2 separate regions of the Homo sapiens genome follow, and region 2 is linked to region 1. A link is an interaction called in ENCODE POLR2A ChIA-PET data of the cell type or tissue named here. Cell type or tissue: OCI-LY7. All regions are shown on one strand. Each heading gives the region's core, and the rest is flanking DNA. Links, peaks and the distances in the headings are about the cores only. Region 1 overlaps OSBPL10 (oxysterol binding protein like 10). Region 2 overlaps OSBPL10 (oxysterol binding protein like 10).

Region 1 (11,492 bases), core at 1,193-9,192:
GGGATAACATCTATTCTGTTGGGTTATTGTGAGAATAATTTAGAGGTTTGTGAACTTTGCTGGTTGTTGGTGCTTCTAGGTTAAAATAAGTATCTAACAGATTCATTTTTTAAGTGGTTAGTTCCAAACAACCTCATACATATTTATGTCTAAACAACTCAGTAGCTATTTGAAAAAATAATATCAATTGAAAGAAAAATATTTTAGTTTCTTAAATAACCACAATTACTTATTAATGGGATGTGTGTACCTGTGGGTACTGCACAGCTTCTCAAACCTTGGAATCATACTGGACATTGCTGTTCTCTTTTCCTGTTCTACGTTGATGTTTTTTTTTAAATCGTAGCACCTGCTGAAACTCTTTGCAAAAATATGATGGCATCAAAAGGAGTGTAGTGCAATATAATGTTAAAACTGTGAAAAGTCCCTGAGTTGGTAGTACAGACGGTATGTTGAGTCTCGCCATGTATCCCTCAAAAAATGTAAAATATGTTGCATTGCCTCTATCAGTTCACTGTATGACCCGGGTGCTTTGATGCATGGATGGAGAAACGTGGGATTTAGTAGGTTTTTTTCTTTATTCATTCCTTGCACAAGTGCTAACTGAGTAGCAATGAACTATCAGGCACACTGCTGGGCGCTGTGGGGAGGAAAACACTTTCCACTTCCGCAGAGTGTAGTCTAGTGGGGAAACCAGTCATTGAATCAGATAATCACACAAATGTAGACTTCAAATGGGGCCAGTACCATGAGGGAGCATTTCAAAGTGCTGCAAGAAAGAATATTTGACCCGGTCAGGAGAACTTGACACGGCAAGAAGGGGTAGGAACCATATTCCAGGCAGGGGGAGTAGCATTCTGGGCAAGTGTTTTTCAAACTATCTATGGTGAAGGACCTGCTTCACTCCATCTGCCAATTGCACTGTCATTGGTTCATGACTAGTATGTAGCTTGTGTGGACCACGTGTGTTTGACAACTTCTGAACTGTTGAGACTTGTCCAACTGATCTATGCATTTGGATATTGAAACAAAGCCAAATGCAGGAAATGTTTCAAAAGGGTGTGGTGGACTGGTAACAGTTTGTAGACCGTCAAAATTTGCAGACCACACTTTGAGTAACTGCTCCAGACAGCAAGAACAGCATGTGCAAAGGTCCTGTGGCAGGAGGCAACTTGGTGACTATGAAGGAAGAGAGAAAAGACTAGTGTCAGTGGAAGATGAAGTGAGAAGGTAGAAAAGTCAGCAGGGGCGGGCCTCAAGGCCACAGTAAGAATCTGAGGCTCAGGTGAAGACATTTCCCTCCTGGTGGAGAAGGGGAAATTGTCTTGACTACTTCCTAGGTAATAGCTTGAGAAAATTAACAGGCCAGATATTTGGCTACAAAGATTCATTGTGTGATTTAAGCAAATTGGAGTTCTTCTTCTTTTACCATGGATGTAGAGTTCAGTGGCATTTCAACGTCCCAGAGCAGGGGGATTCCTTGCCTTCGTGTGAATGGGCCTGCTAGAGCGTGTCCAGATGGTTGCAGAAGCACCTCCAGTTCCCTGACAGATGCTGCCAGGTGCTCAGGCTCCTTATGGTACCCATGCCACTGGCAGGAAGTTGGAGACCAAGCTTGCTGCTGCTCTCTGGGTGTGAAACTACCTCTCCTGGAGGCCTTGTGAATTTCAACTGTTCCTGTGAATTCATGTGGAGCATGTTGCAAGAGGCTGTGTTGCAATGCTTCTGCCAGTCTCTGTCATTCTGAGGTTTAATGTGGTATCCATGGGTACTGGGTGAAGTGTGGGCATGGCACCAAATCCTGAGTGGTCCTGGCCCTTGCCCACAAGTGCCCCATTATGAGCGCCACTCTGATTTAAGAATCCAGTGCTCTCTCCCTACTCAGGCTAACTTCTATGGGCATCTGGGAGGGACTTTTGGTTTCCAGCTTCATGGATGTGGAGTCTTGATGTTGACTTCTGGATCACTTTGCTTTTTTCTGCTTTGCTGTGCAGAATAGGGTAGGAGAGAAAAATGATGTACTGTGGTTTCTCTGTGCAGGTACTTCGTACTGGATTTCGAGGCTGGCATCCTGCAGTATTTTGTGAATGAGCAAAGCAAACACCAGAAGCCTCGAGGAGTCCTGTCTTTATCTGGAGCCATAGTGTCCCTGAGCGATGAAGCTCCCCACATGCTGGTGGTGTACTCTGCTAATGGAGAGATGTTTAAACTGAGAGGTGCGTTCTTCTCCCAGTAACTTTTCAGACAGGCCTCTAGTTGCTATGGTGATGGCTCTCTTGTTTTTTGATTTTTTGTTTTTTTAAATTGCCTTTGACAGTTTGCTGTGTTTGGAGGACTCTGTGGTGACACACATTGCCTCTCTTATCCCTGGGGTGGGGAGATGGAGCTGACATTAGGAATTACTTGTCCTAATTAACTGAGGAATTAAGGACAAAGGAAAGGTGAGTGATTCCCAAAGCAGCGCGCCTTAGGACTTCGAAGATCTTAAGTGTTAGCTCAGTATATTCTCTTTGACGTAATAGTATGAATCTTCACTACAGTGCCCTGTGAGGGCTGTGCTATAAGGGCAAAAAAAGACCTTTAAGGGTCCTAGTGTTTTCCCCCCAAAGTTTCTCTAGAACCGTTTCTTAGTAAAGTGCCCCTTTGAGTTTTGTTCAATCCACTGTCGTAGAGCCTGGTGAGAAGCCAACTGGAATGGAGTTAATGTCCCTTTGTATGCTTTCTTCCCTTCTCTTTGCTTCTTGAAAATGGATATCTTTGCTTTAATAAAGAAAAAAAAGAAAATGGATACCTGCCCAGCATCCCGGAAATGAGGATGACTTTCCAGGGAGTCCAGTATTCACCCTCAAGACACATCCATCGCACAGAAATGTCAGACTTGTAATAAAATTGCAGTGTAATTTGATTGCTAGATCATTCTACCAGGATCTGTCATGGTTGCATTGCTGTGATTCTTCTGCCACTTTTCTTCTAATAAAATAATGAAATGAAACAACAAATCTAAATGCCCACAAGTGCATGCACACACACACACACACACACACACACACACACATGGACACGCAGAGTCTATATTATTTATCAAGTCCTGAGGAAAAGTAGTATGTATTAAGTATTGAGAGGTGGTTGAAAATTCTGCCTTTTTTAATGTAACATTTTCTTTTGACTAAGAGCTAAGTATGAAGAAACGGCTGCTTGCTATCTGTTCGTGACCATGATCAGTTGCCTCTGCAAAGTCAGACTGAGGGACTACATTCCTCACCTCTCAGCCCAGTTTTCACCATTCTTCTGCCAAGCTTCACTACCCAAGAGATGGAATAAGCTAATGTTTATTATCTATATACAAGTCATATTTCAGAATCTATAAAACAATCCAAAAACCTCGGAAGTAAAAATGTCTATAGTTGATAAAAAACTTTCAGGAATGTGATAAGATTCATGTTCTCTTGAGATTCATGCAGTGTGCATTCCAGCTGGCTAGATTTATATGGTCCTTGGCTTCGCTTTGCCATTTATTGCTTAATAAATTGTCAGTGCAGAAACAATAGCAGACGAAAAACGTAATGGCACTTTCCACCCTGCCTGTGGTTTATAAAATGATACAAACCCATACAAAAGAAATATCCAACTAATTTGACAATTGAGCCATCTTGTTTTGCCATTGAATCATTAATATCCTTTGGATTATTAAGCCCTAGGTTTTTTTTAGAGGGCAATTTTAATAGCAAATATAGAGGTTTTATGATCTGCATGGAATAATCACAATTGCTAAATTTAGCTAAAGCGTAACTATAAAAAAAAGTCAGGATAAATTTCTGCATGTTTATGGCTTGTCCTTAGCCCGTCCCACAAGCAACTGGCTGTTGGTGTCTCATTTCACATCTTACCTGCACATAGTAGGAGTTGGATCATGGTATCATGAGACGCACAGCTTTTGGGAGTATTTTTGATGCAAAGCCTTTGGATAGTATTGCCACAAACTGGCAATTCTTCAAGTTTACTAAGGAAAAAGGCCCTAATTTCTGCAAAGTCCTTTGTCTTTGGAAGTTCATTACACCTGGTACACACTGTAAATCAGACTTGTGTAACAGGCCTTTTGACAGACAAATCATTTGGGATTTGTAGGGGCCATCTTCATGCCTTAAATAGGACTAAGCAACGAATTTCCCATTTGGTAACTCTAGATTTCTTCTCCTGAAAGTTCAAGCTGAAGTCAGGTTTTATGGACAAATGACACTTAGGCCCAGTTTTGTAAACAGATATAATTTCCAGGGAATCGTTGTTTTTTTTTTTCATAGTCAACATTTATGCAGCTAGTATTATTATATTTATGCAGTTATTTATGTGATTAAATTGATGATTTAGATTTCATTAGAACCTGTTGTGTGCCCATGATATTTGAGAATAACTTCATATATATTATTTGAGAGATAGGTTATAGATGGAAGGACATAACTATACAACATGACTACTTGCACTTTAATATCTCTTTGGGGGAAATTTGAGGCTCTCTAAGGCAGCATTTGGTATCTTGCTCTTTGCAATCGTATGAATCTTTGAGAGCATACTAAAATGGTAATTCAACTGAATGCTTATTTTGTAAATGTTAATAACACCACAATACAGCCCTGGTAGATAGCAAAAGGCCCTGAAAAACTGCCCTTTGAGGCCGGGTGCAGTGGCTCAGCCTGTAATACCATCACTTTGGTAGACCAAGGCGGGTGGATCATGAGGTCAGGAGATTGAGACCATCCTGGCTAACACAGTGAAACCCCATCTCTACTAAAAAATACAAAAAAAATAGCCGGGCATGGTAGCGGGTGCCTGTAGTCCCAGCTACGGAGGAGGCTGAGGCAGAAGAATGGTATGAACCCAGGAGGCAGAGTGTGCAGTGAGCTGAGTTGGCGCCACTGCACATCAGCCTGGGCGACAGAGCGAGACTCCGTCTCAAAAAAAAAAAAAAAAAAGTGCCATTTGATACTCATATTAGCTACACAAGGTTAGAGGCATTTGAAAATAAGCATGTGGTTCCTTGCCTGCTTTCTTTTTAAATAAGTATTATAGAAATGACTTTTTTCAGAGGAGGCTAAAAAATGGCAAAATTATTCTTATAACGGGTATTTCAGAATCCATTTTTCATATGGCTCAAGAGAGGATTTTCCGTGGGATTCAGTGCAGTCTCTGTTTTGGTGTAAGTACAGGCCGCTTGAGAACGTTGTGATCTGTGCTTGCTTCCCCACCTTCTTGCTACCTCTCACTCCCCAGGCTCCCCACCCCCTTAGGTGGGTGTAGAAATAAGTTGGATGTGTTTTGGAACAATCTCTGCAATCATTTCTTTCTCTGTTTTCTCTATTTTAGCTGCTGATGCAAAAGAGAAACAATTCTGGGTGACTCAGCTTCGAGCTTGTGCCAAATACCACATGGAAATGAATTCTAAGGTAAGTCACCGTGAGAAAGGAAGGAGGCATTCGAATAACCAGCCTGGCTTTCAGCCCCATTATTTGTTTCTTCGGGGAAGGTGTTTTTCATGTTATTTTTTAAGTTGCCCACTGCAGTGGAATTCCTACTTGTCCTGCTGCACATAAATTTAAAGCCAGGAGAAATGTAGTAAGATTTTCTTGTAGGTAGAATACGCAGGCACGCAGACACTATGGGAACCGAATCTGGAAAGACACTTTTGCATTCTGTTGTCAATTTAGGCAGCTGTTAATTGGTCTATTGAGAAGCTCTAGTGGATGATTTCATTGTGGAGATGGAGTTGTCAGATTTACAGTTCGTAAATCTAGTAGCCATCACCGATCCTTAAATAAAACCTAGACCCTGAATTGCTTATGTACTTTGCAAGGAGCTTCTGCATTCCTAGTGTATCAAAATGTTCTCGGGTAATTTGGCATCCAAGTATGATTTATTCTCTCCTGGGGACCTTGTGAGATCTTGTGTTAGGTGTGCAGGAGGTAGGAGGTGGGCATTTTCATGGATTATTGTGGAGGATTTACATTCATTAAAATACAGGAAACAATTTCAAAATGCATTTATCTAGGGCAATAAATATTTGTTAAAATTAATGTTCCAAGGGCTACTCCTTTCTATCATTAGTTCAAATATAGTTAGTGTATCCAACTGCTATCTTTTTCTGTATTCCATGCATCCTGTAGAAAGATCCATTCTTCAAACTTCTGATGATTCCATCTGCTAAAACCTGCCTGCTTTCTGGGTCAGGGCCATGTGAAATGTCTTACTTAGATACACCTGGCTGTTCTGCCTCCAAATACAAACTAAAATAATTTCTTCATAATGCTTTTTTTTTTTTTTTTTAAAGAAACATCCCCTTTTCCTTAACTTGCTTAGGATAGTGGCACTTACCTGTAATGCCTCGCTTAACTTGCCCTAAGCCGAATCTTCAGGAACTGTAGGTACAGCCCTCATTCTAAAGCATTTTCCCCCAATTGGCCTTCTTTATTTTCCAAGAATTATAGTAGGAGTTCTCAACACTTAATTGGTACTTTATATACATCTAGGAAGTGCAGTTTGTTTTTGTCTTTTTATATGTGTCTTTACTTTTTATAAACCAGAACAGAAGAGGATAAGAGTAGAAGGACTTATCCCCACCTATTGCCCTATGTGCTCATTAGAGATAGTTGTTCTTAACAGTTCTTGAATATCTTTCTAGTAAATTTAGTATATCTTGGTATGTGTATGTATATATAACTGTATCTACGTAAATACATGTTTTTATACAAATGGGGATCACATGCATACTGTTTTCTCCTTTTTTTTTTTTTTTTTTTACTTAATATATTTTGGAGATCTTTTTGTATTAGGCACATGGATTTACTTGCACTCCTTTTTGGTTGGCCAGATGGTGTTTTTGGGAATGGATGTCAGTGCTTTATTTAAGTCTTCTACTAATGGAAATTTAGAGTTGTTTCCTTATTGTTGTTGTCACATATAATGCTGTAATGTGTGACGTCTTTGTGCATATATATTCTTATACCTCTAGGTGTCTATCTGTAGGATGAATTTATACCAGTGGAATTGCTAGATCTTAGAATATGTCTTTGAAATTTTCATAGACGTTGCTAAATTGTCTTCTACAACGGTTGCCGTTATTTGTACTCCCACCAGTTCTGTAAGAGTTTGTTTCCCCCTCTCATTAACGGGCGTTACTAACATTCAGGTTTCTTCATTCTCACAGATCAAAATTGGATACCTCATTATTTTTATTTTCATGTCTAAAATCATGACTGGGGCCAAGTATGTCTTCAAATGTTTATTGGCCATTCTTAAAAATAATGCAAACTGCCAATTTATATCCTTCACTTGTTTTTCTATTAAGCTCATTTTTTCCTCTTGATTTGCAGTAGCTCTTTGTGTACAAAGGATTTTTTTTGGCCTGTCATTTGTACTGTTGATATTTTCTCCTAGTAGACAATTTGTATTTTGAGTTTGAATAAAATTTTTGCTTTGTAGAATATTTAAGTTTTTGCAGTCAAGTTTATGAGTATTTTTATTTTTGGCTTTTGGTTTTGTATCATATTTAGAAAGGGCATCTCTGGTCCAAAATTATGAAAATATTCTTCACTGTTTTCAAGGAGTTTATAGGTTAATTATTATATTTAAATCACTGATTCATCTGGAATTTATTTTGGGAGTGGGAATTGAGGTAGGGGAACCAACTTTAAGTACATTAATATTTTGATGAATCATTGTAGAGAAGAAAAATTAAAGCCTTCCTAATGGTAGTTAAAAAAAAAAAAAGAATTTGAAGATTCTTGGAAGCAGAGTTTGATTTCCTGATATATTCTCTGGTTAGCTTCAGGAATACTGACTAATCTATTAATATTAGAATCAAAATAAATAATAATTTAGAAGTTTAGGCCTGGAGGATTTCTTATTTGAGAAATGGAGATGAAAGTGCTATTACCACTCATTTATATCCTAGCTAGCATGATCAACTAGGGAATAATAATTTTAACACTGTGAACAGACCTTATTATTCAGTGACAGCATTACCAAATTCAAGGCTGCTTAAGCAGAAGTTAAATAGTGAAAACAAGGATGGGCTCAAAGTGAATATAAACTTGATATCTAGTTAACTATAGTACTGCTGCTTAATTTGCATCATGGTTATTAGGAATATATGCCAAGCCTCCTCTTCACCGTGTTTCTTCTTTATTCTCAGCAGATCAGATCCCTTTACAGTAGACTATAGAGAATACTTTCCCTACAGCTGCTTGGAATTTTGCCTTTTAAAAACTCTTACGTAAAATCGTGTTCAGGGTGGGAAAAAAATAACATTGTGTTCCCTGGAACAAATATTAGGTAAAATGGTGCTATAATTCAAACTCATTTTAGTAAGAACTACAGGATAGCCAGATGCATAGAACTGTAGAGCTGAAAAAGGCTTTAAGGATGACCCAGCCTGTGGTTTCAAAACCCAGACCTGCCTTAGTCACTACCTGATGAAGTTTTTCCCCAGTCCAGAGTGAAATGAGAAAAACAAGGAGGGAATTATTCCCAAAGACAACTTTATTTAAAATAAACGACTACTCTTTTTTTCAAAAATTATGTTGCTTTGCTTTTGGATGGTTAAAATATTCTTCCTTTTTATCGTAGAATATGGTAGAATATTGATTGCATTTTTTTTAAATTGAGGTTTATTAGAGTATAATTTGCATACAATAAAATTTAACTCCTTTTAAGTGTAAAGTTCACTGAGTTTTGACAAATATATAGAGTCGAGTAACCACCACTGTACTCACAATTCCGCCCTGCCAGCAGGTTCCCTCGTTACCCCCTTTATGATCAATCTCCTCGCTGACCCCTCTGCAACTGGCAACTGCTGATTGGTTTCCTATTTATAGTTCTGCTTTTTCTAGAATGTTCTATAGGTAGAATTATATGGCCTTTCACAACAGACTTCTGTTACTTACAAAAAAGTTTTTGAGGCTGGATGTGGTGGCTCACGCCTGTAATCCCAGCACTTTGGGAGGCTGAGGCAGGCAGATTGCTCGAGTCTGGGAGTTCGAGACCAGCCTGGGCAACATGGCGAAACCCTGTCTCCAAAAAAATATGAAAAAAATTAGCTGGGCATGGTGGTGCACACCTGTAGTCTCAGCTTCTCAGGAGACTGAGGTGGGAGGATTGCTTGAGCCCAGGAGACAGAGGTTACATCAAACTGAGATTGCACCACTGTACTCCAGCCTGGGTGACAGAGTGAGATCATGTCTCAAAAAAAAAAAAAAAAAGCTTTTGAATTTCATCCATGCTGTTGTGTGTATCAGTAGTTGATTCTGTCTTTACATTTTAGCTATTTTAGTGGAATTATGGTACTTTTTGTTCTTAATATTCTTACTTGGAAAAATTGAAAGTGTGAATAACCCTAAATCAATTCCCAGACTTAAAAAAAAAAAAAAAACAACAACAAAAACAAAACACGTATTGGCTTTTGAAATCCAGAGGTCTGGCTATCTCGCCCAGCCTCCATTGGTTTGTACACAAAGAAGCCCCAACCAGGAGGCTGTGGTGCTAAGACTGGAACCTGGGTCTCCTGCTTTCTTGTCCTTGCTCTGACATCTAGCCTCACAGATGTCAGCTAGGGCCACCATGTGCTTCCCTCTGTGGGTGGTGGGGTCCCTTCTAGGAAAGTTTCTGATTCTGCATGGACAGAAACTGACAAACAGACAAAATCTCCCTTTTCTCCATGTCACATAGGTTCATCCTGTGGTTTCCGGTGTTACTTGAGGTGGAGTCACCGGGGTATGGGATTGGTCTGCCAGGAAGAATAGAACACAGACTTCCCCTGAAAACACAAACAACAAAAGAAAACATTCGGCCTTTAGTGCATTATAAAAATTAAAGCAGCATTGATGGAGAAAGTGTTGAGAGAGAGTCATAAAGCCATTCTTATGAGAATCTACTTGTGTATGACTTTGAAGGTCTTAAATGCAAGAAATGCAAGAGTGAATTTCTTGCATGTGTGTGCGTGTGCATGTGTGTGTGTGTGTTTTGAGACAGGGTCTCATTCTGTTGCTCAAGCTGGCATGCAGTGGTGCAATCAGTGCTACAGCCTTGACCTCCCAGGCTCTCAATCCATCCTCCCACCTTAGCCTCCTGAGCAGCTGGGGCCACAGGCACACACCATCATCCCCGGCTAATTTTTTGTAGAAACAGGGTTTCTCCACATAGCCCAGGCTGTTCTCCAACTCATGGGCTCAAGCGATCCTCCTGCCTTGCCCTCCCAAAGTGCTGGGATTATAGGCATGAGCCACTGAGCCTGGCTTCTTGTAGTTTTTATCAAGTGGGTGGTCTTAGGAAACTTCTAGGATAGGAAAAGTGGTGTTACAGTGTGTCCGGAATTGGTGGGTTCTTGGTCTCACTGACTTCAAGAATGAAGCCGTGGACCCTTGCGGTGAGTGTTACAGCTTTTAAGGTGGCCTGTCTGGAGTTTTTTCCTTCTGATGTTTGGATGTGTTCGGAGTTTCTTCCTTCTGGTGGGTTCATAGTCTCGCTGGCTCAGGAGGGAAGCTGCAGTCCTTCGTAGTGAGTGTTACAGCTCTTAAGGCGGCGCATCTGGAGTTGTTCCTTCCTCCCGGTGGGCTCATGGTCTCGCTGGCTTCAGGAGTGAAGCTGCAGATCTTAGGGGTGAGTGTTACAGCTCATAAAAGCAGTGTGGACCCAAAGAGTGAGCAGTAGCAAGATTTATTGCAAAGAGCGAAAGAACAAACCTTCTACAGTGCAGAAGGGGACGGGAACGGGTTGCCACTGCTGGTTTGGGCAGCCTGCTTTTATTCTCTTATCTGGCCCCACCCACGTCCTGCTGATTGGTAGAGCTGAGTGGTCTGTTTTGACAGGGCGCTGATTGGTGCGTTTACAATCCCTGAGCTAGACACAAAGGTTCTCCACCTCCCCATCAGATTAGTTAGATACAGAGTATAGACACACAGGTTCTCCAAGGCCTCACCAGAGCAGCTAGATACAGAGTGTCGATTGGTGTACTCACAAACCCTGAGCTAGACACAGGGTGCTGATTGGTGTGTTTACAAACCTTGAGCTAGATACAGAGTGCTGATTGGTGTATTTACAATCCCTGAGCTAGACATAAAGGTTCTCCAAGGCCCCACCAGAGCAGCTAGAATACAGAGTGTGGATTGGTGCACTCACAAACCCTGAGGTAGACACAGGGTGCTGATTGGTGTGTTTACAAACCTTGAACGAGATACAGAGTGCCAATTGGTGTATTTACAATCCCTGCGCTAGACATAAAGGTTCTCCAAGGCCCCACCAGACTCAGAAGCCCAGCTGGCTTCACCCAGTGGATCCCGCACCGGGGCTGCAGGTGGAGCTGCCTGCCAGTCCTGCGCCATGCATTCGCACTCCTCAGCCCTTGGGTGGTTGATAGGACTGGGTGCTATGGAGTAGGGGGCGGCGCTCGTCGGGGAGGCTCGGGCCGCACAGGAGCCCATGGAGGGGTGGGAGGCTCAGGCATGGCG
Region 2 (11,492 bases), core at 2,127-10,126, 70 kb before region 1:
CTGATCCTTTCGTGTGAATGGATTTTACATAGTAGTATGATCATCCCTTCATTCAGTTGTTGATTCCTTCTCATTGCTCCCCATGCTGTGCCTGAAGGTACAGTGGGGACTATTGTAGATGGGTTCCTGCCCCAAGTTGCTGGTGGGCTAGGAAGAAGATGCACAGCAGTGGTTGAACTGCAGCATGCAAAGTGCTCTCACGGAGCGTGACGAGGGATACGCCTGGATGTAGGGTGGGGAACTCTTTTGGAGGAAGTGCCACCTGGTTAAGATCTAGGGTGAGAGAGGAAACATGACTCTTGAAGGGAAGTGAAAGAAGCTCAGAAGGTGAAAACAAGAAAAGAACCTGGACAAACAGATGAATTTATCACTTGAATAGTTTTGCCTCACTGAAGAAAACATATTTCTTAATCCACCTAATGTGTACTAAGGCATGGCTTTCCACTTTGCACCAGGATTCTTTATTTGCATTTGCAAAATAAAACAAAATGCTTTATCGTAGGTTTTCTATAAATTCCAAATTTCATTGAATTTAAGAGTCTTTTGTTTAATATGACTATATGTTAACATGTAAATAAGTTTGTCTTTAGAGCTAACAAATCCTAATAAACAATACTCATTTCCCACCACTCATGGAAGGCACAGATTATAGTAGGAGTTCTGTAAGAGTTGCACACTAATGGAGTTTTAGGCAGGGATTCTTGAATCTTGTGAATTATATCTAATTTTTTTCTTCGCTGGTGGAAATCTTAAGAGTATAGCACGGTGTTAAAGCATGGGTTTTAAAGTTAATGAAAAGCTTAGTTTGTCACTTTCACTTAACTGGATGTGTAAAGTTATCCTACCTTTTTAACTCTCAGTTTCTTCATCAGTAAAATGGGAATAATAATAAATACTCCATATAATTTAAATATATAATTATATAGTTTAAATTAACATTTATATATTAGTTTCTATTTTTATAATTGTATACAATCATAGAATAAATGATCTAAATAGCTTTTTTCTAATATTTGAAAAATATAATTGATTTATATTAAAGAATATATGCAATCATATATGTAACAGAGCATAAGAAAATGAACAGGCATGAGCTCACCATTCACTCTAGGAAGGATAATATAACCACTAGTAGCTCATCTGCCCAAGTATTCTTCTTCAACTCAATCCTTTCCTCCCCTCTTTTAGGTAACCACTAACTCTTGAGTTTCAAGTTCATCATTCCTTCACCTTTGTATAATATAAAGTATTTTTATAATAGATATTTTACAAAAATAATGTGTGTTATCTCTCTGTATTATTTAGTTTTGTTTCTCAGTTTTATATTTTTAAAAGGATGTTGTATATAGTTTTCTGCAAGTCTTTTTTTTTTCCCGTTTTGTTTCCAAAATTGATTCCCGTTATTGTGTCTAACTTCAGTGCATTTCTTTTCAATGCTGTATAACATTCTTTGTGTGACTATGTCACAAATTTTTTATCCTGGTGATGGGTATTTAGGTTGTTCACCATTTCTTCCTCTGTGAACGGTGTTACTGCTGTGTGTAAGTTAGTATGTATCTCCCAGTACACACACGCAAGAATTTCCTTGTGATGTTGATGTAGAAGTTGAATTGTTGGTGTGTTAGTCCGTTTTGCATTGCTATAAAGGAATATCTGAGACTGGGTAATTTATAAAGAAAAGAGGTTTATTTGGCTCATGGTTGTGAAGACTGTACAGGCATGGCACCAGCATCTTGGCTTCTGGTGAGGCTTCAGGGAACTTTTACTCAAGATGGAAAGTGGAGGGAGCAGGCATGTCACATGGCGAGAGGGAGCAAGAGAGAGAGGAGGAGATGCTAGGCTCCTTTAAACAACCAGCTCTAACAGAGCTAACTGGTAAACTAACAGAACTAACAGAGTGAGAACTCACTTATTACCATAGGGAGGGCACCAAGCCATTTGTGAGGGATCTGCCCCCATGACCCAAGTGCCTCCCCTTAGGCTCCACCTCCAACATTGGGGATCACATTTCAGCCTGAGATTTGGAGAGGTCAGATATCCAAACTATATCCACTGGGCTTCAGGGTATTTGGATGTTCCATTTTATAAGATGATGTTAAGTTGTTTTCTAAAGTGGATGTGCCAGTTTAATGCCATCCAGTAGGGTATAAGCATTTGCATTGTTCTGCACCTTTTCTAGTTTTTGATATAGTAAGAATTCTTAATTTTGCCAAGCCAGTAGGTATACATGATATCTCATTGGTATCTTAATTTGTGTATCTCTGATTATCAGAAAGACAGCAGCTCTTCATGTGCTTAAGGGTCATTCTTTCTTCCTCTTTTATGAAATTCCAGCTTGGGTCTTTTGCTCAGTTATTTATTAGGTTGTCTTTTTTGCATTGGTTTGTAGGAGTGCTTTATATATTCTGCATACTTATCCTTTGTTGGATCTATGTTGCAAATATCTCCTTTTAGTTCATAGCTTGGCTTTTTACTTTATTTGTGATGCTTTTGAAAAACAAGTTCTTACTTCTTTTCCATATTCTCTTAATTATGCTGCCCACTGCTCAGTTTACTGGCAGAAACAGTCATCCCTCCTGACAGGCCCTTTTCGGATACCCTGGAAGCTAATACAAGCCTACATAAGTAGGATTTCCACCGAGACCTACTTTAAAAAATTTTTGCCAACTCTCAGATTGCTACTTCAACCCACTGCATAACTGACAACTAAAATTTTTCATTGAGAGCAGCTTCTAGCTCTGATCCAAACCAAGTCAGTCCATAGGTGGGACCTCAGGTCAGGAGGTTCTTAATGTGGTAGAATATGAGTATTTTCTTTTCTAGTTAACTAAAGAGATATTCTCTTATATTTTCTGCTGAAAGTTTCAGAAGTTACCTCTCTCAATTAAGGCTTTAATCTGTCTGGACTTGTGTCTGTTCTGTGAGGTAGGAACCCAGTATCCTTTTTTTTTTTTTTTTTTTTTTTTTTTTTTTTTGAGACAGAGTCTTGCTCTGTTGCCCAGGCTGGAGTGCAGTGAGGTGATCTCAGCTCACTGCAAGCTCCACCTCCCGGGTTCACGTGATTCTCCTGCCTCAGCCTCCCAAGTAGCTGGGACTACAGGTGCCTGCCACCAAGCCCAGCTAATTTTTTGTATTTTTAGTAGAGACCGAGTTTCACCGTGTTAGCCAGGATGGTCTTGATCTCCTGACCTCGTGATCTGCCCGCCTCAGCCTCCCAAAGTGCTGGGATTACAGGCGTGAGCCACCGTGCCCAGCCGGAACCCAGTATCCTTTTATATTTCTTGTACTGCACAATTGTTCCATGAGAATGGAGAAGGATGTATGCATCCAACTACTTGCACAGTTTTAGGCACATGGAAGGTACTCTGAAAAGGTTAGCTGTTGCTATTTTAACTTGTCTCCTGTTTTTTCAGTTGATTGGTTCAATCCTTCCTGAAATAATATGTGTGTGCGTTTTAGGAATGACAATTGAGGCAGATTTGCATTGGGCTAAGAAACCAACCTAAAACTCCTCTTTCCCCAACTTCCCCTTAGTATTGTTAGAAGCTTGATCTGTAAGTTTAATCACAGAGTAAATAATAAATAATGAGTTAATTGATTTGACCATTTATTTCCTTTGGACTTGGCTGGTAATTAAGGAATTTCTCTGGCACCTTACCAAACACCTGCTCCCTTTTCTCTGAATAATCAAATAGTCTTTTATTACAAAGTTAATTTCGCTACTCTGGAATTTACTTATTTGGCCCTGCATTACCATAGAGGTACTCTCTAACTCCATCATGGATGGTGGGGGCTCCAGCCATGATTCTGAAGTTCTCCTTAAGTCAATTCCTTCTTGAATGTCTTGGTCCAGATTGTACACACTGTACAGAAAACTTGATTTGGGGGCCTTTTCCAATTTCTTAGCTATGCTTTAGTGGAAAGGAAAGGCAAAGAAATACTTCTTGGAAAATTAAAACTGCTTAGCAACACTCCTGGGGTGCATTGAATGCACACGATGAAATCTGGAAAGTAAAACGTGAAACTTTATAAAGTCAGCATAAAAAGCACCATAAAAATTGGAGGAAAGTTGTTAGTTATATGACGGAGGATGACTGCCCGTTTATTGCTCGAGTGTGGTCGTGGAGATTCACTCTGAGGCTAAAGTGCTCTTAGGCAGAAGGTAGGTGGAACTGCAGGCTGCTGCTTGCAATAGGGAACAATAAACCCAGTTACTTGGGAGGTAAGCCTTCAGTCTGGGTTGTAAAATTATACTCCATGCTCAAGGCTTTTCAGAGGTGCTCAACCACCTTGTACAGATGAGTTTTTTAACTTCCTGGATGGTTTCCAGAGAGATGGAAAGATGAAAAGACTCATAATGATGAATGGCCCTTCCCTCTTTCCCTGCATGTATATTGTTCTGCTGGACTTCTAGAATGGACTCTGTCCATTGTGGATGTTGCTGGTGCCCTGCACAGATCCCCTTTACTGGGTCAGGGCACCCAGCCCTTGACTAATTGAGGGAGTTAGCTGCTAATACTTCATGCCTGTACCTTTCACTGGAAGATTCTGCCCTGCAGGGGAGGAACCCTCTAGCCTGGAGGTGACTGGGAGGTAACCTGCATCCTCCACTCTGGTGTGACCTTGTACCCAGTGACTGACATCACTTAGTGAAGTCAACGATTGGGAGTATCAAACCCAATCCCCTGCTTCCTGGCAGCACAAACTTTGTACAGTTTACTTCAGAGCTTTTTGTGGGATCAGACGGAGGCTGGGCTTATCTCAACTCCTATGCAGTTTCCCTCACCTTCTTCCAGTTTCTCCGGATCCTGAGAGCACTTCCTCAAGCACTCATTTGCATAGGAGTCGCCACATCAGGCTCTGCCTCCAGGGAATATGACCTAACACAGATTCTTTATCTATTTTTCTCCTCCAGCCTGTCATACTGTGCTCAGCGTGTGGAGTGTTTCCACAGGAGTCTTCCGTGATCTGTTAGGTTCTTTTGAGGGCTTGTTTCATGTGTTGGTCATCTTTAGACTTCCACCAAACCTCCCAACCCCATGCCCTGCCTGAGTACCTTCTCAGTGCTGTCGCAGGAATTGTGGAGTAGGGGAAGGTGGCATATGCAGAGGCCAAGAGGAGCTGGTAGGGGACTTCTGATGTTGGTGTAAGATCTGCCATTGGTAATTTGGACACTCGCTATAGGCAGGCAGAGGACAAAGCATGCTTCCGCCTTTGTGAGGAGGATAGCATTCCAATTTTTCAGCCTTAGTGATGCTGTGGGAACTGCTGTTCAGCTGAGTTGGGTGGAGGAATTGGCACCTCCAGCTTTGGTGATGTGCTGTGTGCTTAGGGACAGCCTGGGCCGAGGGTTGACCTTGTTCGTGCCTAGATCCAGAGCTGCTACACTTCTGCAGATGGGATCCTGGTCTCTATGTCTCCCCTACTCACCCTTACCTTCCAGTAACTGCTCCCCATCCTTTATTTTTTGTGTTGGCCCAGTGTTTCTGATGTCCACTGAGTTGTCAGAGCCTGAAATTTAGTGAATCATTCTGATTACTGCTGTGTCTCGTTCTCTAGTATCTAACCAGCCACTGAGGCATAGCTGCCTTTCTGGTCTGCTCCCTCCTGCCTTTGTCTCTTCTGATAACTGCTCGTCTCATTTGTCAGTATCTAACAGCCACTGAGCCGTAGCTGCCTCTCTGGTCTGCTCCTCCTGCCCTTGTCTTTGTTTCGATGCTCCTTGCATCTGGTCTGGACTCCCACGATCATCTTCTTAAGGCCTCCCTGAGCCCAAGCTCCTCTTCTTCTAGGCACCTCAACACCATCTCCATGGTAACTTTTCTAAAGCATGCAACACTAAAAACTCTTGGGTGACTTCCTGTGACCTCCAAAGGAAGTCTCAGCTCTGCTAGAATGGGACCAAAGCCCAGCTCCACCTTGAACTTGTGTCATAGCCTTGCTTCTTGTTCCCTCTCCTTAGCCGGGCAGATGCCTTGTCCTTTGATAAAGGCTTCCTGTCACCTCCTGAGGGCTCTTGTGCTTTTCGCAGGTGGATGCCATTACCTTTACCGCTGTGCCTCCCGCAATTGCTCTGTTCACACGCTGTCCGCCATCTGCCTGCAAGGGCCCAGGCAGGGTCTTACTCATCATTATGTCATTGCTTCAATAGAAGCCTAATATTTTGTACATAGTAGTCAGGAAGGAAACGACTTAAAAAATTCTTAATTTTTCTTAATACAAGGGTTTTTTTTTTTTTTGATAAAAAACAACTTAATAAAATTCTTAATTTTTCTTAAATTCTTAATTGATTTCTAATTTTTTTGTTATTATTGAAAAAGTAAAAAACTTGAGTTCCCCCTTTTCATTAAAAAACTTAGTAGTGGCTGGGTGCAGTGGCTCACGCCTATAATTTTAGCACTTGGGGAGGCTGAGGGGGGTGGATCACCTGAGATCAGGGGTTCGAGACCAGCTGGCCAACGTGGTGAAACCCTGTCTCTACTAAAAATACAAAAATTAGCCGGGCATGGTGGCACGTGCCTGTAATCCCAGCTACTCAGGAGGCTGAGGCAGGAGAATCACTTGAACCTGGGAGGCGGAGGTTGCAGTAAGCCGAGATCATGCCATTGCACTCCAGCCTGGGCAACAAGAGTGAAACCCATCTCAGAAAAAAAAAAGCATAAACCAAAACTTAGTAGTGTCTGTTGATTCAGGCAATCCCTAATGGCAAGAGGTTCTCTGAATTGAGTAATGCCTTAAGTAGTTTGGATTTTTTTAGTCATAATAGGATCTGCAGATGTTTGGCCAGTAACCCTATTTGTATGCATGATACGTTATTCGTACCAGACCAGGGGTCACAGGCTCAAATATTCTCCAGGTCTCAGGCTGTGTCACAGAAACAAGGGTGTCAGAAAAGCAGTATAAACCCCTCTGGTCAAGGGCTGCTGACCTCTGCTTTGGCATCCTGAGCGTCTGGAGAAGGTGGGAGCATGGAGACCTGAGAGTGCATCACATCTGACAGGGCAGCTGCTTCTCAGCTATGGCCTATGGTTGCCGTGTAGTGAATGGACCCCATGTTGAGATCCTTGGATATTGCAAGAGAAACTAGAGATGTAGATTTGTGTGAGAAGCTGTCTTAATTTTTAAAGATTGTCAACTGATTCAAAACAATTTTTAAAGCCAAAAATAAAAACAATGAACAAACCAAAGCCTGATTCTGGTCAAAGCAAGTGGGCTTGAGGGCTGGATCGTATGTCACTGACTGACTTTTGTTTTGAGGCTTCCGGTCCAGATAGTGTCCCTAGAGCATATTTGTGGTGACTTTGGGAGCCCCATGTCACTGGTGTTGACTTTGGGGACTGTAACTTTGGACCAGAGTCCTAGTGGCAGGAATTTGACGCCTTGTTTGCTGATGAGGGAGGGAATTTTAGGTAATTTTCTCCTCCCAAAATGACCCTGGCACCCCTTTTGTTAGCATGGCTTGTTCCTTCCTGTTTTTTTTTTTTTTTTTTTTTGAGACGGAGTCTTGCTCTGTCGCCAGGCTCGAGTGTAGTGGTGCAATCTTGGTTCACTGCAACCTCTGCCTCCCAGGTTCAAGTGATTCTCCTGCCGTGGCCTCCCGAGTAGCTGGGACTACACATGTGTGCCACCACGCCCAGCTAATTTTTGTATTTTTAGTAGAGACGGGGTTTCACTATGTTGGCCAGGATGGTCTCAATCTCTTGACCTCAGGATCTGCCCGCCTCAGCCTCCCAAAATGTTGGGATTACAGGCATAAGCCACTGTGCCTGGCCTTTTTTTTTTTTTTTTTTTTTTTTTTTTTTTTTTTTTAAAGAGAGGGGGTCTTGCTCTGTTGCCCAGTTTGGAATGTAGTGGTGCAATCATAGCTCACTGCAACCTTAACTCCTGTACCCACTCTTTTCATGTGAAGCAACCAGATTGGCTGATGGATGTGCTGGGAAGAAGGTGTCTCCAAGGAGATGAGTCAGTGCCACAGCACTGTATTATAGGCATTATGTATTATAGGCATTAGAGTTGTCCTTAGTCTATTCAGGCTTGTATAAAAAGGACAAAGGGAAAATTTAGGGATGGGGACAGCTATCAGGAAGGTGGTGGTTTTACATAAATCTTTCTCTCCACATGTCCATATGTAAATATATCCATGCTTTAGCAGGCCTGTTAGTTTAAAATATGGATTGCCATTTGAAAACTTGACATTTTCCTAGATGTCTTGAACCTTAGTTCATCTAGCCTGGCCACATCATTTAATAGAAAAGATAATTGCTAACACATGGTTTACCAGTTTGGAAGCTGTTCTTTTATATTTTATGATTATATAATTAATTTATTTTTACATTTAAAAAAGCTGCTTATTTTTGCTGGTAGAAATATAGATTGGTATGACTTTTATGGAAGACAAATAGGTAATCTTTATCAACAGCCTTAGCAATGGTTATATTGTTTGATGCAGTGATTCTACTTGTTGTAAGATATGCTAAAATAGTAATCAAAGAAGTGCAGAAGAAATAATTCATGAAAATGTTCATTGCTGTGTTATTTATGACCACAGAAAATATGCAACAGCCTAAATTGGGGAATAGTTAATAAAGTTATGCTTTATCTATCTGATGAAATATTATTCATATATTAAGTGTTGTTTCTAAAGAACTTTTTTTTTTTTTTTTTTTTTTTTTTTTGAGACGGAGTCTTCCTCTGTTGCCCAGGATGGAGTGCTGTGGTGCAGTCTCAGCTCACTCGAACCTCCGCTTCCTGGGTTCAAGTGATTCTGCTGCTTCAGCCTCCTGAGTAGCTGGGACTACAGGTGCGTGCCACCATGCCTGGCTAGTTTTTTTGTATTTTTAGTAGAGACGGGGTTTCACCCTATTGGCCAGGCTGGTCTCGAACTCCTGACCTCGTGATCCACCTGTCTTGGCCTCCCAAAGTGCTGGGATTACAGGCATGAGCCACTGTGCCCGGCCTCTGAAGAACATTTAATGACAGTGGAGTTAATGCTCTTGATACAATGATAAGTGGAAATAACCCAGTTTTAGTTAAAATATCCATGTATGTCTGTCTCTGTGTATGTGTATAACTAGACAGTAAGATTTTAAGGGAATATTCTGAAATATTAACAGCGACTTTCTCTGGGTGGTGTAATTATTTTCCAGATTTCCTACAATGAACATGTGTTGCTTTTTAATCAGGAAAAAAGTCCAAGTTTTTTTTAAAACTATTGAATGTACTTGATTAAAAAAAATACTGTGTATTATATGACCTAGCAATTCTACTCCTAGGTATATACCCAAAATAATTGAAAGCAGTGACTCAAATAGATACTTGTATGGCAAGGTTCATTGTAGCATTATTCACAAGATTCAAAAATGGAAACAACCCAAGTGTGCATCAGTAGATGAATGGACAAACAAAATGTGGTTTATATGCACAATGGAATATTATTTAGTCATGAAAAGGAATGTAGCTCTGATACATGTGGCAACATGGAGGAACCTTGAAAACATTATGCTAAGAAGTCAAATAAGCCAGTTACAAAAGGACAAATATTGTATGCTTCCCATTGTATGAAATATCAATACTAGCCAGATTCATAGAGGAAGAAAGTAGACTAGAAGATACCAAGGGCTGAGGAAAGATTGGAATGGGGAGTTATTGATTGATAGTTACAGAATTTCTCTCTGGGGTGATGAAAAAGGTTTGGAAATAGATAGTAGTGATGGTTGCATAACAATTGTGAATACAACTAATGTCACTGAATTGTACACCTAAACATGACTAAATGGCAAATTTTGTTATGTGTATGTTATGATTTAAAAAATTTGACATAATTTTTTTTGTCAAAACTGTGTTAGCTAATTGTGTGTTTGCTATTTTACATATGGTGTTTACTTTCAATGACAGTGGCTATCACTTTTTGGTTCATTTATCTCAATTTTTGCTTTTCACTTTTACCCCTACAGACATGCCTGTGCTTTAAATGGGTTTGTTGTTTTGAAGGTTTCAGATGCCAGGCTCAGATGCTGACAATGGAGCCAGGCAGGTAATGAGGCATCTGGGAGGATTTAAAAAAAATGTATAAGAGGAAATGTGTCACTTTTTTTTTTTTTTTTTTTTTGAGATGGAGTCTCACCCTGTCGCCCAGGCTGGAGTGCAATGATGCGATCTTGGCTCACTGCAACTTCCAACTCCTGGGTTCAAAGGATTCTCCTCTCTCAGCCTCTTGTAGCTGGGATTACAGGTGCCCGCCACCCAGCTAATTTTTGTATTTTTAGTAGAGACAGGGTTTCACCATGTTGACCAGGCTGGTCTCAAACTCCTGATCCGCCCGCCTTGGCCTCCCAAAGTGCCGGGATTACAGACGTGAGCCACTGCGCTCAGCCCGCTTTTTATATTGAGCCATACATTGCATTCTTGTGGCGCCATCTCGGCTCACTGCAAGCTCCGCCTCCCAGGTTCACGCCATTGTTCTACCTCAGCCTCCCGAGTAGTTGGGACTACAGGTGCCTGCCGTCACGCCCAGCTAATTTTTTTGTATTTTTAGTAGAGACGGGGTTTCACCGTGTTAGCCAGGATGGTCTCAATCTCCTGACCTCGTGATCCACCCGCCTCGGCTTCCCAAAGTGCTGGGATTACAGGCGTGAGCCACCGTGCCCTGCCATACATTGCATTCTCGACTGGGAGAAGAAGGAAGAAAGAGAAGCCCTGCTGGTAACCAGCAGCCAGCCGATAATAGTTCTGGAATGGTGAAAAGTATTCTGGCAAATCAGATAGCACTTGAAGAAATACAGCTAGCACTTTTTTGCTTTGAAGATTGATTTGGCAGCTAGAAGTGCTAGAGGAAGATCTTTACTTATATTCTCTGCTTCCTGATATTTAAGGAATTTATTTCACTTGCAATTTAACACTAGTCCATTTTCTTTCCCTTTCAAAGGAAAGATGGGCCCCTCTGAGATGTGAAAGATGGCAGGTGGCTGAGGCTGCTTCTCTTAAAGCTACCTCTTAGCAATCCATCTAAAAATGATTATGGAATACAAGAAATTGGGGTCAGCAGGGATCTTGGCAGTAGGCAGGCAGCCAGATCCCTCTCAGGGGAGTTTGAGGTGTCTAGACTTGATGCTTTTGAGCTCTTGGTACGTTTCCAAATCATTGTTTGGCTCCTAGCTGCTTCTGTTGGAATTTACACAGCTCAGAGAGATTTGTTGGGCTAACTCTTGCCTCTGCTTAAATCAACTGAAAAAGTGACCACTTTCGTATCCATCAAAGAGTCTTCCCTTTGCTCAGGATGCCCTCCCTGAGATTCATTTATTTACCCAATAAGACTTTCATTTTCCTTTTATCTTGGCTTTTAGAGTAAGAGTTAGCAGAGTCTGTTTGTCTTGCTTTTCTTTTTTGTTTGCACCGGATCTTGATATAATACAGTCTCCTGTGTATATATGGTTACTGAAGTATTAAATATAAAATACTGACCTTTTATTCTTTCAAAGTTATTTCCTTAAATA

The links. Peaks named below come from ENCODE experiments on the same cell type or tissue, not always from the same donor. Only the 100,000 strongest peaks of a DNase experiment are listed, where the experiment ranks them.
Region 2: POLR2A ChIA-PET joins it to region 1 with 18 read pairs; 4 of 35 experiments call an interaction of 5 or more read pairs at or near these places.

The regions. Positions count from the first base shown.
Region 1 is chr3:31,870,379-31,881,870 of GRCh38, reverse strand. It overlaps OSBPL10 (oxysterol binding protein like 10), which reads left to right. Exons shown (of 12, transcript NM_017784.5): 2 at 2,041-2,216; 3 at 5,359-5,438. Among named protein-coding and RNA genes, the nearest start is that of OSBPL10, 110 kb to the left of the region's middle. In OCI-LY7, for the core only: CTCF peaks have their summits at 1,695, 6,308 and 7,058; DNase peaks (open chromatin) are centred at 1,580 and 4,910; H3K4me3 peaks cover 4,478 bases; H3K27ac peaks cover 6,364 bases.
Region 2 is chr3:31,941,151-31,952,642 of GRCh38, reverse strand. All of the region lies in intron 1 of OSBPL10 (oxysterol binding protein like 10), which reads left to right. Among named protein-coding and RNA genes, the nearest start is that of OSBPL10, 34 kb to the left of the region's middle. RefSeq lists enhancers at 84-133, 5,113-5,714, 5,715-6,317. In OCI-LY7, for the core only: no CTCF peak of the experiment used is centred there; DNase peaks (open chromatin) are centred at 6,002, 7,272, 7,372, 10,022 and 6 weaker places; H3K4me3 peaks cover 5,226 bases; H3K27ac peaks cover 8,000 bases.